3 separate regions of the Homo sapiens genome follow, and all the other regions are linked to region 1. Evidence: chromatin contacts called from ENCODE Hi-C or POLR2A ChIA-PET data. All regions are on one chromosome and are shown on one strand. Each heading gives the region's core, a stretch centred on a gene start or an enhancer-like site at or near the end of the contact. The rest is flanking DNA. Distances are from core to core; before and after follow the strand shown.

Region 1 (4,021 bases), core at 559-3,058:
TCCCAGGTTCAAGCAATTCTTCTGCCTCAGCCTCCCGAGTAGCTGGAATTACAGGTATGCACAACTACACCCGGCTAATTTTTGTATTTTTAGTAGAGATGGGGTTTCACCATGTTGGCCAGGCTGGTCTTGAACTCCTGACCTCAGGTGATTCGCCCACTTCGGCCTCCCAAAGTGCTGGGATTACAAGCGTGAGCCAATGCGCCCGGCCGTACTCCATTTTAAAGATGAAGAAACTGAGGCCCAGAAAGGTTAAATGACTTGCCTAAGGTCTTGCCCTTATAAGAGGTAGAGCTGGGATTTGAACCAAGTTGTCTTGCTCAAGTGTCTGTTCTGACCTTACCCTGCTTGAGCTTCTCAGCTCTGTTCCCCTACACTCTCTGATGCTTTCTCTCCCACAGCAATGGCGCTACACCACAGCCACAGGGCTCTGCAGCTTCCCAGCCAGGTGACCATGCGCAAGTCTTTCCTCTCAATGACCATCACCTATACTCACCTGGTTTATAGGAGGATCACACAAGATGCTACGTGGGGCACCATCTAGCCTATTGCAAGAGCCCAATCAACAACAGCAATAATAATTACTATCAGTGATCAGTACTAGGAATAGTAATAGCAATTTCTTGCTCATTTACATGGTCCCTGAACTCTGAACACGTCACAGAGGCTCAGTGTCTTATGACTTGAGTCGTTCCTTCCAACTCATTTTCATAGAAATTACAGGAAACTTCTGAACCAGCTCTAGAACTTGGGAACAAAAGGGTGCTGGCGGGCAGAGAACTGAGGAGGCAGATAATCCAAAAATAATTGATCCCAGGTCATGGAAAGCATTTTGTTTACGGCAGCAGACTGACCTTCCCAATTATCTTCAGCTCAGGCTAATGTTACAGCCTGCCTTCCCCAGCAGACAAGATCACCACATATGCTCGCCAGTCCTGCAGGGGACGGGGTCAGGCTGAGGCTGGCTGCCTCTCAATGAAGTATAAACTGAGGCACAGAGGACCTGAATCAAAGCCCACAAGAGTACTCTGGGCTTAAGGAGCTCTACGGGATGCTGATCCTATGCTATATCCAGGCCCCCTTGCTTTGTATCTCTCATTAGAGTTTGGAGGATGGTGCGCCTGAGGCCTGCTGTTCCTAGAACTGCCGTGTGGAGCAAGAATCTCATCTGCAGATCAGAGAGGGTCCGGGCAAGGTGTGCATCATCAGACCCTGAAAATTCCTGTGTTTCATGGGCCCAGTCTGGCCTCATAATGAACCTTCATATGAGTCCATGGGAGAGCAGGATACCTGCCATCTCCATACACATTAAAAAACTGGCTTCAGCCAGGCATGGTGGCTCACACCTGTAATCCCAGCACTTTGGGAGGCCGAGGCGGGTGGATCACCTGAGATCAGGAGTTTGAGACCACCCTGGCCAACATGGTGAAACCCCGTCTCTACTAAAAATACAAAAATTAGCCAGGTGAGGTGGTGTGTGCCTGTAATCCCAGCTATTCGGGAGGCTGAGGCAGGAGAATCGCTTGAACCTGGGAGGTGGAGGTTGCAGTGAGCTGAGATTGTGCTACTGCACTCCAGCCTGGGCAACAAAGAGGAAACTCCGTCTCAAAAAAAAAGAAAAGAAAAGAAAAGAAAACTGGCTTCAAAGAAGTAAAGCCTCTTGCCTGAGGTCACCCACCAGCCATCCCCAACACTTCCCGGCCACCTGGCCAGGCTGTTCTACCCATGAAGTGGGGAACCTCTCAATCCCCTCCAGGATTTGTGGGAGACCCTCCCTCAATCTCACCTGGTTGACCCCATCCCTTGGCAATCAAAGGTCAAGTCAGCTCCTCTGACTTTCCAGGTCTCTGGGAAGGAAGCCCTCTGGGGGCAGGAAGTTGGTTGTGCTGACTCATAAGCCAAGGGAGAGTAATCCAGGAAACTTGTCACTCTGTTACCATGGCGTTGGGGCTGCTGGCACCCTCTCCTCTCCCAAGCTCACTTACAGGCTGGGTGTCTAAGTGGGAGTGGGGCATGGTCAGACCCTGCACCCAATCCCATCCCTCCTATAGATTTCCAACTTCATGGCACATGCAGTTACCTTCTTGTAACTGCAGAATGGAGAGTATCATGGGGTTCGGTCCTTCCCTGCCTGCAGAACTTTGGGGATTCCATCAGTAGTGCCAGGAAGCCTTCTCCACCCAGGTGGGGGAAAATAAAAGTCCCCAAGAGACAGACTGGGTGGGCCAAGGCCCACTCCATGCCACTGGCTGCCCCAGTCTCCTGACTTCCCCACACTGTTTTTAGCAAGAGAAGGAGGTGACATTTGACCATGAGGCCTGTCTTCGAAAGGAAGAAGGGACTTGAGAAGGCAGGAAAGTGTCATTCATCTGGATCTCACCCCTCAGGAGTGAGAAGGAGCCTGGGGCAGCTATAAACTCATGACCACAAGAAAAGGGGGAACCATTATCTTAAATACCAAGCGCTGCAGGGAAAAGCTGACAACTGGTAGCTCCCTCCCCACCACCAATTATAAAACTTTCTTTGGCTTAAAAGAAACTCTTTTGCGGCCGGGCGCCGGTGGCTCACGCCTCTAATCCCAGCACTTTGGGAGGCCGAGGCGGGTGGATCATGAGGTCAGGAGATCGAGACGATCCTCGCTAACACGGTGAAACCCCGTCTCTACTAAAAAAATACAAAAAAAATTAGCCAGGCGTGGTTGTGGGCGCCTGTAGTCCCAGCTACTCCAGAGGCTGAGGCAGCAGAATGGCGTGAACCCAGGAGTCAGAGCTTGCAGTGAGCCAAGATCGCACCACTGCACTCCAGCCTGGGTGACAGAGCAAGACTCCGTCTCAAAAAAAAAAAAAAAAAAAAAGAAACTCTTTTGCCCTATTTCTCATTTCCTAGTGTCCTAACACATCCCTGGCTGGACATCAATCAGAGTTCCTATACACCGCAATGGGTACAAGTGCCTGAGCAAGTTCTGAACACCAGCAGAGCTGGGTTCAAATCCCGCTCCACCAGACTGGCTGTGCGGTCTTGGGAGAGCCCTTTGACAAAATCACCACAGAGGGTTGTTGAGTAAGCCCAGGAGTTAAGGCACCTAGCACTGAGTGAGTGTTCAGTAAATGCCAGCTGCTTTTAGAGATTCTTCAGGCAGCAGGCAGAACCTGGTCTCTTAGGATTTGAAATTAACAGAGCAGAAGTCCGTCCTGTCTAAACTAAAAATGAGAGTGCCGTCTGTTTATGCAAACACACTCCCTGATCTCCTTTCAGGGGCTCCCTCAATTTTATTCTCAAAGTCAGAGAAACTTTTGAGTAGCAGCCTTCTTTGATCAATTCAGGAATTGAGGCCCGGACAGGGAGAGTGAGTTGCTTGAGGTCACACAGGCAGCAAGTAACTGAGCAGGGAAGGCTGCTTCCCACTCCCCATCTCCCGGCCTTTCCACTGTGGCCCAGCGTGCTCTGGGCCTTAAAAAATTCAGGCTCTGCTGCAAGGCAAAGCAGGGAGAGTTTCAGACACACTCCCTTCCCAAGAAAACACGAAGGGTGCAGCCACTCCCTCCCTCAAGGCCAAGGGCTTAGCTCACTGGTGGCGGGGGCAGGAGTGCTCTGGTCTACAGAACTGAGGGGCGGGGAGCAGAGTCCATTCATGGCAGGCTGATATCACCGAGTGGTAATAATGTAGTTATTATGTAGTCCCCTGCAACGGAGAAACTTCAATATGCCAAGCCTGAGGGTATCCCCAGAGCCACTTCTCAGGCCCATCCGCAGCCTCACCCACCCCACACCTCAGAGGCTTTGCACTCCAGCTCTTTGGGATGGTGGGGAAAGGAAAGCATGCCTATGCCCTAGATCAAGAAAGAGCCCATTGGGCCGGGTGTGGTAGCTCACGCCTGTAATCCCAGCACTTTGGGAGGCCGAGATTTGGCAGATCACGAGGTCGAGAGTTAAAGATCAGCCTGGCCAACAGGGTGAAACCCCGTCTCTACTAAGAACACAAAAATTAGCCGGGCGTGGTGGCGCGAGCCTGTAATCCCAG
Region 2 (4,021 bases), core at 699-3,198, 450 kb before region 1:
TACAGGCTCAGTGCCAGCTCAAACTGGCAAGACCAGAGAATCAGCAGAGACTGACCAATGTGCCGGGTAAGGGGGATGGGAGGAGGAGCTACGGGAACAGATCATCAGGGAAACCTTCAAGAGAGGAAATAGGGGTGTTTCAGGAACATAACAAAGAACAAGTTGACTAATCGTTTATTCCAGGGACCGCGGCGGTGAGGGGGGTGCCATCCAGGGCTAAGTATCTAATATTTTAACTTCAGGTAAAAGCATAACATTTAAACCTGGATATGCTTGGGGCTCACAGCTCTCTTAAAAAGGTGAGGTGAGAGGGGGCAAGATATTCCTGCTCTTTTATTACGCTGTTTATGGAGTCTCCTAGGAAACTTCTCCCGCGATGCCTCCAGAGCAGACCTAAGACAGCCCCCGCTAGTCCAGTTCCTAATGCAATAAGCTTAACTCAGCAGAGATCCCATCATGAGCTTTCTGCAGGGCCAAGCTGCTCAAGGCCGCTGCTGCCAGTCCAAAGAAGTTCTGTTGCGCAGACAAAAAAGTTACCTGCAGCAAATACCTAATATTCATAGTGGGAAAGGGAGAGAGAGTGAAAAAGCGCTTTAATCTTTGAGGGCCAGGCATTTTCTGTGACTTGGAAAAGAGGAATCTCTGCCCAGAGCCGAATCCACATGTCAGAACGGTGTCTGGGATGTCTGCCCTCAACAATGACATCTCCCTCATATAATGTTTCAGGACCGGCCAGAAAACCCTCCAACTTGCCAGAAGGACAGACTGCACCTCCAACAGCTGTGGCACCAAAAGTCTTCTTAGGAGGCACCCAAAGCCCTCCCGAGATGGGGGCGGGCCTCCCGATGAGGTTGTAAGGGGGCCAGCCTCCAGGTGCAGGGACACCTAACTCTGGCCAAGCACTGGAATAAGCAATTTACCTATCTCACTCCATCCCCACAACAGCCCCTTGGAGGCAGACACTACAGTCATTCCCCTTTTATAAAGGAGGAAACAGGCTCCGAGGTGTTACACAACCATTAAACAGCAGAGCCAGCCTCCAGTCACCCCGAACAGGTGGTCCTGACCGCTGCTGGATATGGGGGAAACACACAAAGCGTTTGGAGGAAGGAGTCGATAGAGTCGGGTAACACAAGATGCAGCCAGTGTTTATACCTCTTCCTCGTCCAACATCGGTGGTCCCAGGACACTGGAGGGGAGGGCCTGGATGGGGAACGTGAACCCGAAAGGACCCCGGCACTGCTGGCAGGGGAAGAGGCCAGGACCCCGGCTCCTCTGGCAACGCGGGGAACCCCAGATCCATAAACCCTCCCGAAGGAGGAAGACCCAAAGGGAATGCATGAAGCCACGGGGTTGCCAGGCGGCCCTTCCCTCCACGCTTGTTTTGTCAAACAAGGGCCTCCGGCCGGGGCCTCAGGGGGTCGCGGGGGTCCCTACCTGTAGGCCAAAGTCATGCACTCGAAGAGCTTGGTGAGCGAGGCGTCGATGGACAGGTGGCAGGAGCTAGTCTTGCCGAAGCTGTAGGTCTGGCACGTCTGTTTGTTGACCGTGTCGAAATCGTAGCCCTTCTTGGGCGGGTGCTCTCGGTGCGGCGACGACACCATGAAGTGGCCGCTGTGGATGATCTGCTGGCGGCGCGGAGGTTCCTCGCGGCCCGGCCCGGCCCGAGGCGGCGGTGGCGCGGCGCTCGCGTGGGCCCGGGCCGGGGTGGCCGCGCCGGAGGCGGGCGGCGGGGACGGCTCATCCGTGTCCGAGTCGTCGTCGTCCTCGGACACCTGGGGCTTGAGCAGCACCTGGCGGCCCCGGCTGCGAGGCCGGCGCGGGGAGCACATGAAGACGTCGGCGGCCATGAGAAGGGCTCGGCCGGGGGCATCCCCCGGAGCCCGGGGCAACGCGACAAGCGCGCGAGGCAGAGGGGCGCCGGCCCGGCCCGGCCCGCGCGCCGACTGTCCGCGAGCGCGCGGCGCGGCGGGAGGGGGAGGGCTCCGGCCCCGGCGTGACGTCACCGAGGCGTCTGGGCCAATCGGCTGCCCGCGTCGGCCTCTTAAAGGCGCAGGGGAACCTTTCCTTAGCTAGGCGGACCAAAAAAAAAAAAAAAGGGGAAGCGGAGGCCACGCCTCCCGGCCGTGCCCCTCGCCACCTCCTCCTCTCCCGGCGTCCGTGGGTGCTGAGGGACACGGTGGCCGGGCGGAGCGGCTCGCCGGTGTCGCGACCTGGGAGAGGCGTCGGCAGAGTGGGGCCGTGCTAGTCCCGCCCCCGCCCCGCTCCGCGCCCCGGGAGTCGCCCTGTGGCTTCGCCGCAGGCCCGGCCGGCTCCACGTGGTGGGTGCGGGTGGGGCTCCTCGGCCTCCAGGCCCTGCTTTTTCCCTGCCGGGCGGTACCGAGTCCTCGCAGCTCACGCCTGAGTTTGCCGGACGTGGTGGCTATTGTCCTCATTATTCTCATCGTATTGATGGGAACACTGGGTGGCTGAATACCGACAGGATTTTTCTCAGACCTGGAGTCCACAGAGCTGGGAACTTGCTTCCCCTGCGCGTCCCCAGCTCGGCGCAGCTGTTGAGTGGCAGCGCCCCTGAGCCCAGCGACCTCCAGACCCCAGCTCTTTTAACTTCAACTCAGCATGCTGTTGTTATTTTTTTAAAGTTTGACGGACGAGCCAGCCCCCGAAACAATTCTAAAAGGGGAGTATCTGAGCCAGAGTTTTCTTCTCTGTCAAATGGTGAACAATTCCGTTTCCTCAGAAACTTGGGACAGTTTAAAAATGGCTATAGTGGGGCGCGGTGGCTCATGCCTGTAATCCTAGCACTTTTGGAGGCCGAGGCGGGTGGATCACTTGAGGCCAGAAGTTCAAGACCAGCCAGGCCAACACGGTGAAACCCTGTCTCTACTAAAAATAACAAAAATTAGCCGGTCGTAGTGGTGCACCCCTGTAATCCCAGCTACTCGGGAGGCTGAGGCAGGAGAATCGCTTGAATCCGGGAGGTGGAGGTTGCAGTGAGCCGAGATTGCGCCATTGCACTCTAGCCTGGGCGACAGAGCGAGGCCCTGTCTCAAAAAGAAAAATAAATACAAATAAAAATGGCTATAAGTTGCTTAGCAGGCAGGCTGGCACAAAATGAGCGCTAAATAAATGTGCCACAGGTTGGAGGATTTGGATCAACCAGACCAGAGGTGCCTAGAAATTGCCAATAGTCCACCACTATTTGACCTGCAGAAACGGCAACTTCGCGTGGCACAACCTAACTGACAGACACCTCTAGAAAGCTGTCAAGGTTTCCGGGGCTCAAAGCCAGTCTGGGGTGGGGGTGGCAGGGCATCAGAAGAGCCAGTGAGGCCCATGAGCCAGGAACACCCATCCTAATCCTAGCAGGGCGTCCAGAGTCCACAGCCACTCCTGCACTCTGCTTTGTTTTATTGTTGTTTTGTTTTTTGAGACAGAGTCTTGCTCTGTCACCCAAGGCTGTAGCGCAGTGGTGCAATCACCATGTTGGCCAGGCCGGTCTGGAACTCCTGACCTCAAGTGAGGCCTGCCTTGGACTCCCAAAGTGCTGGGATGACAGGCATGAGCCACCGCGCTGGCTCTGCACTCGGCTTTGAAGCTGGTTTCAGTTCCAGATTTGAGTGGGGGGTGAGTCCCCTGCCCCACCCTCTTCCTGACAAAGGCCTCCTGAAGGGAACAGAGGGCTCTCACCAAAATGGCTCCATTAACTTATTTCCAAATGTCTGTATGGAAAAATGGGCTGGATGACTGGCAGTTTTCAGGCATGAGTTCTAGATTTCCCTCTTCAACCTACTACTGTTCCCAATGCTGGTTACAAGTGTTTAAAAGTCCATCCTTTGAGTTGCCTTCCTTTCTCTCAAGACTTGTCTCCTTGGTCCTTGGTAAGTTTACATGCCCAGCCACTTTTTTTTTTTTTTTTTTTTGAGACAGGATCTGGCTCTTTCACCTGGACTGGAGTGGAGTGGTGCCATCATGGCTCACAGCACCCTCAACCTCCAGGGCTCAGGTGATCCTCCCACCT
Region 3 (4,021 bases), core at 1,055-3,554, 390 kb before region 1:
TTTCCCCAAACCCAGGGAGGCGCAGAGGTACAGCCCCTCAAGCTCCAACTACAGGCCTGGTCCCCGCGGGGTCAGCGGGCTGGAAGGCCTCCAGGCCGGCCGCCCCGGGGCCCGCGGGGTGGGAAGCCCCATCTCTCCATCTGCCCTCCCTGCAGAGCAGCTGGCCGCTCTGCGGGAGCAGCTGTCAGGGTGCAGGAGCCTCTGTCCAGCCGGGAACCTGGAGTAGGAGGCCCCACCACGCCTCCTCGAGCAGAGAAAGGCGGCTTGCCGGCTGTTTCCCAACCTCCAGGCCGGCGACAGAAGGGACCCAGGCACAGACACCAGTTCTTTCTTTGCACAGGGGCTGAGGCAAGGAGGGGAGCAACTCCGGGCTTCCCGCGGGGAATCCCACAGTAGAGGGGGCTGCGGGTTGTTTTCCAGCGTGTGTGTGTTGGCCTGCAGCTGTTTCTGCCATTTTTAAATGGCTCCAGTCGGGCACCGGGCACCCTGTGTACCAGGGGAGCTCCCGAGACACCGACGACTTGGATCTCAACTTTGGAAAGCCTCCCCTTCTCACGGTTCTGAAAATTCTTTGTCCCACTGGAGCCAAACCCAGCCCACGGCCGGGCATCCGGCCATCGCAGCCAGCCCTTTCCATAGGAGGCCGGGGAGCACGTGGACTTTATTGATTTTCCTCTTGCCTTTTTTGTTGGGTTTGACTCAGAAAGGACAGCTAACTTGTGACACCGCCACACCGGAGGCTCGCCCCCAGTGGCTTTTAGAGACCGAGGCGCTACTCGAGAAACGACACCCCCAAACGTAAACATCCCCTGCCACAGGGCCTGCCCAGCTTCCAGGCTCGAAATAAAGGGTCGAGACGAGCCCGCGGGCGCTGACACTCAGAGCCAGCGTTGCGGCGGCTCCTCTCCCTCCGGGACCCCAGTGAAGGCGTGGGAAAAAAATAATAAAGTTGAAATCAGGCAGCGGGGAGTTTTCAACAACTCTGACCCAACCTGGCGATCTGCTTGCGCCTCGGGCCTGGCCCAGGGGCCGATTCCGAGCAGACCCCGACGAGGCCGCGGAAAGGTTCGATCCCCTTAATGTCGACCGGGCCACGCCGGGCGGACGCTAATGTGATCCCGAAAACCACGCGCGGCCGCCACCAAGTCCCCCTCTCCCCGGTGCAGAGAACAAAAACAACAGCTCCCTCCGCAAAACAAACACGAGCTCCCGGTGTGGAGAGGCAGCCGCGGCCCAGGACGAACGGCTTCTGGCCAAAAACATCGGCTGGCCCGAGCCCCCCGCCCGGGGCGCCGCGCAGAGCGGGGTGGGACGTGGGCGCCCCGCGCCCCTGGCCGCTGGCTCCCAGCGCTCGCCCCCATCTTTCCTGGTCGCCGAGAGCCCTCGCTCCAGGCAGCCCAAAGCGCTAAATTTAAACGGCTCGCGCTCTGCAAACTCCGCAGACTCGAGGGCGCCGGGCCCGGGAGGCGGGAGCGGGCGGCCGGGCGGGCCGGGGCTGGCGGAGGGCGGCGGGGCGCGGGCCGGGGTGCGCGGGGAGGAGACGGCGGCGGCGGCCCGCTCGGAGCCTGCACAATGGAGCTCGCGCTCTCCCCGCCGCCGCCGGCATCGCGGCCCCGGCGCGCGGGAAGCCGCTTTCATGTGACTTGCACAAAACGAAATGGCTTCTGGGGCCGGCCCCGAGCCCCCCTCCCGGGAGCCGAGCGCCGCGGCGGGGGCCGCCCCGCCGCTCCAACCGCCTGGCCCCGGCGCCCGCCGCCTCCGGGCCGCCGCGCCAGGTGGGCTACAGGCGCGAGCGCACCTGGGCAGCGGCCGCGGCCCCAGCCTGGCGCAGGTGACCCGGCTCGCGCGCCGCCCGCCCGTCCGCCCGCCCTCGCCAAGTCCCGGGGCCCGCGGCGGGGCTGGGCCGGGGCAGGCGGCCGGGGCGCTGCGCCCCGCGGCTCTCTGGAGCCGCGCTCGGGCTCGGGGCGGCCGGGGAGGCGGCTGGCGGCGGGCGCCTCCGCTTACCATTTGCGCACTTTCTCGATCGCCGCCATGACCCTCTTGATATCATCTTTGGCCCGGCTCCTCGTCTCGGCTCGAACCGACCTGCCCGACATGGTTCCGGCGGGGAGACGGAGGCTGGGGAGCGCGCCCGCCGGGTCCTGCTCGCGCTCCGCGGCGGCCACACTCGCGCCCGCCCGCCGCTCACTCACTCGCGCACAGACACTCGCACTCTCACACGCACACACTCACACACACACACACACACACACACACATACACACACACACAAAGCCCGGGGCCGCCGCGCGCCTGGCCCAGTGCGCAAGCGCCGGGCGGCAGCTGCACAGAGCAGGGGGAGCCGCGCCGCCGCCGCCGCCGGCAGTGCGGCCTCCGGGCGCCGCGGCCACCGGGCAGCGCCCCCGGGCCTCCTGCGCCCCCAGAGGGGACGCCCCGGACGCCCTCCTGGGGAGGTGGCGAAGGGCGCACGGCGACCCCCGGCTCTGGGCGCGCGGTGGGGGCGGGCGTGCGGACACGCGCGCTGACCCTTCCTCGGAGGCTGCAGGTGCCGAGGGGTCCATGGGAGACAGCCGGTCTGCGGGGCGCGGGGGGGTCGCGTTCCCCGGGAGCCAGCCCAGCTGCCCCTGCCCAGCCCCCAGAGCGCGGCGGCGGGTGCAGTCGTGCAAGTTTCTTGCGGGTCTCTTGACTTCTCCGAGTTGAAGGCACCGGTTCGGGACGCGAGGTGCTCTTGGAAAGAGTTGGGCATCGCGCATCTCTGCTGGCCCGCGGCCCTGTTCAAATGCGAGCTAGGACGTCGCCTGCCCCAGGCTTTGTCCTTTTGGAAAACTAGGGTTGTAGGAAGGTGCCTGGTGCCAGGCAGACCACCAGAGACTCTCGACCTTGAGTACTAAAGAGTTTTCTGCTCAGCAAAAGCTCAATGATGATCAGCATCGTAACAGGGACTCTTCCTCCCGCCCCCAGAAGTTCTCTTGTCATAAACAAGGCGAGGGGGTCTTCGCTGAGCTTCACCAGAGGACCACGATTTCACCTTAAGCCATTCCTGACTTCAGTACCAGACTGAGACCAGGCGCTGCTACTGCCCAAATGACCCCTGGTCCCATCTACAAGGAGCACTTTTGAGGCCTCAGAACAGAGCCCCGGGGAGAAATCTGCGATGATCAGGGTAACCTGGGTGCCGCATCTTGCTGTTCAGCTGCAGCGGAACCGGCCGGACCAGAGCTAATGCGCGCCCAGAATGAAGAGGGAGACCGAGAGTGGCCCAAATGTCAGCGCCCCGGGCCTGGAGATGACAGCCCGACAGCAGCCATTTCACAGCTGGGGAAACTGAGTCCTGGGAAAGTTTAAGGTTGCAGCCTTAAGTTGTTACTCATTCTAGACGTTTCCCCTGAGGGTTTGGTCTTTGGGGAACACGCTACTGTGGAAATGGAGAGACCGCAGGCCTTTTCCTAGGCATTTGTTTTTACTATTCTGAAACGCAGTCTCCTGACGTGAAAAATGAAGAAAAGAACAAATACTGGCCGGGCGCGGTGGCTCATGCCTGTAATACCAGCACTTTGGGAGGCCGAGGCGGGTGGATCACTTGAGGTTAAGAGTTCGATACCAGCCTGGCCAACATGGTGGGTGAAACCCCGTCTCTACTAAAAATACAAAAATTAGCCGGGCGCGGTGGTGGGCTCCTGTAATCGCAGCTACTCGGGAGTCTGAGGCAGGAGACTCGCTTGAACCTGGGAGACGGAGGTTGCAGTGAGCAGAGATCCAGCCACTGCACTCCAGCCTGGGAGACAGAGTGAGACCCTGTCTCAGAAAAAAAAAAAAGGCCGGGCGCGGTGGTTCATGCCTGTAATCCCAGCACTTTGGAGGCCGAAGTGGGCAGATCACGAGGTCAGGAGTTCGAGACCAGCCTGGCCAACATGGAGAAACCCTGTCTCTACTAAAAATACAAAAATTAGCTGGGCGTGGTGGTGCAGGCCTGTAATCTGAGCTACGCGGGAGGCTGAGGCAGGAAAATGCTTGAACCTGG

Evidence for each region. A loop is a pair of places that touch in the nucleus more often than their neighbours do. ChIA-PET counts read pairs that join two places held with the same protein, here RNA polymerase II (POLR2A). Pooled maps may share reads with other maps.
Region 2: a pooled map shows a loop between it and region 1 (4-fold over the local background). The contact joins the promoter of MLXIP here to the enhancer-like site in region 1. A Hi-C loop is called at or near these places in 7 of 50 pooled maps. POLR2A ChIA-PET finds 5 or more read pairs at or near these places in 3 of 52 experiments (PC-3, WTC11 and activated naive CD4-positive, alpha-beta T cell).
Region 3: a loop to region 1 is called in a pooled map, with 2.3 times the contacts of the local background. The contact joins the promoter of BCL7A here to the enhancer-like site in region 1. A Hi-C loop is called at or near these places in 5 of 50 pooled maps. POLR2A ChIA-PET finds 5 or more read pairs at or near these places in 3 of 52 experiments (B cell, HepG2 and naive thymus-derived CD8-positive, alpha-beta T cell).

Annotation. Positions count from the first base shown.
Region 1 is chr12:121,627,803-121,631,823 of GRCh38, reverse strand. It overlaps the pseudogene ORAI1. Among named protein-coding and RNA genes, the nearest start is that of MORN3, 40 kb to the left of the region's middle. RefSeq lists an enhancer at 3,335-3,394. Within about 2 kb of position 1,808, at least 2 of the 41 ENCODE cell types and tissues checked have a DNase peak (open chromatin) inside an H3K27ac peak, as active enhancers do.
Region 2 is chr12:122,076,683-122,080,703 of GRCh38, reverse strand. It overlaps MLXIP (MLX interacting protein), which reads right to left and starts at 1,948. Exons shown (of 17, transcript NM_014938.6): 1 at 1,438-1,948. The coding sequence starts at 1,850. RefSeq lists enhancers at 1,366-1,605, 3,673-3,722 and silencers at 1,666-2,115, 2,126-2,405.
Region 3 is chr12:122,020,167-122,024,187 of GRCh38, reverse strand. It overlaps BCL7A (BAF chromatin remodeling complex subunit BCL7A), which reads right to left and starts at 2,304. Exons shown (of 6, transcript NM_001024808.3): 1 at 2,005-2,304. The coding sequence starts at 2,096. RefSeq lists silencers at 16-105, 1,586-1,745, 1,896-2,215, 2,346-2,425 and an enhancer at 936-1,751.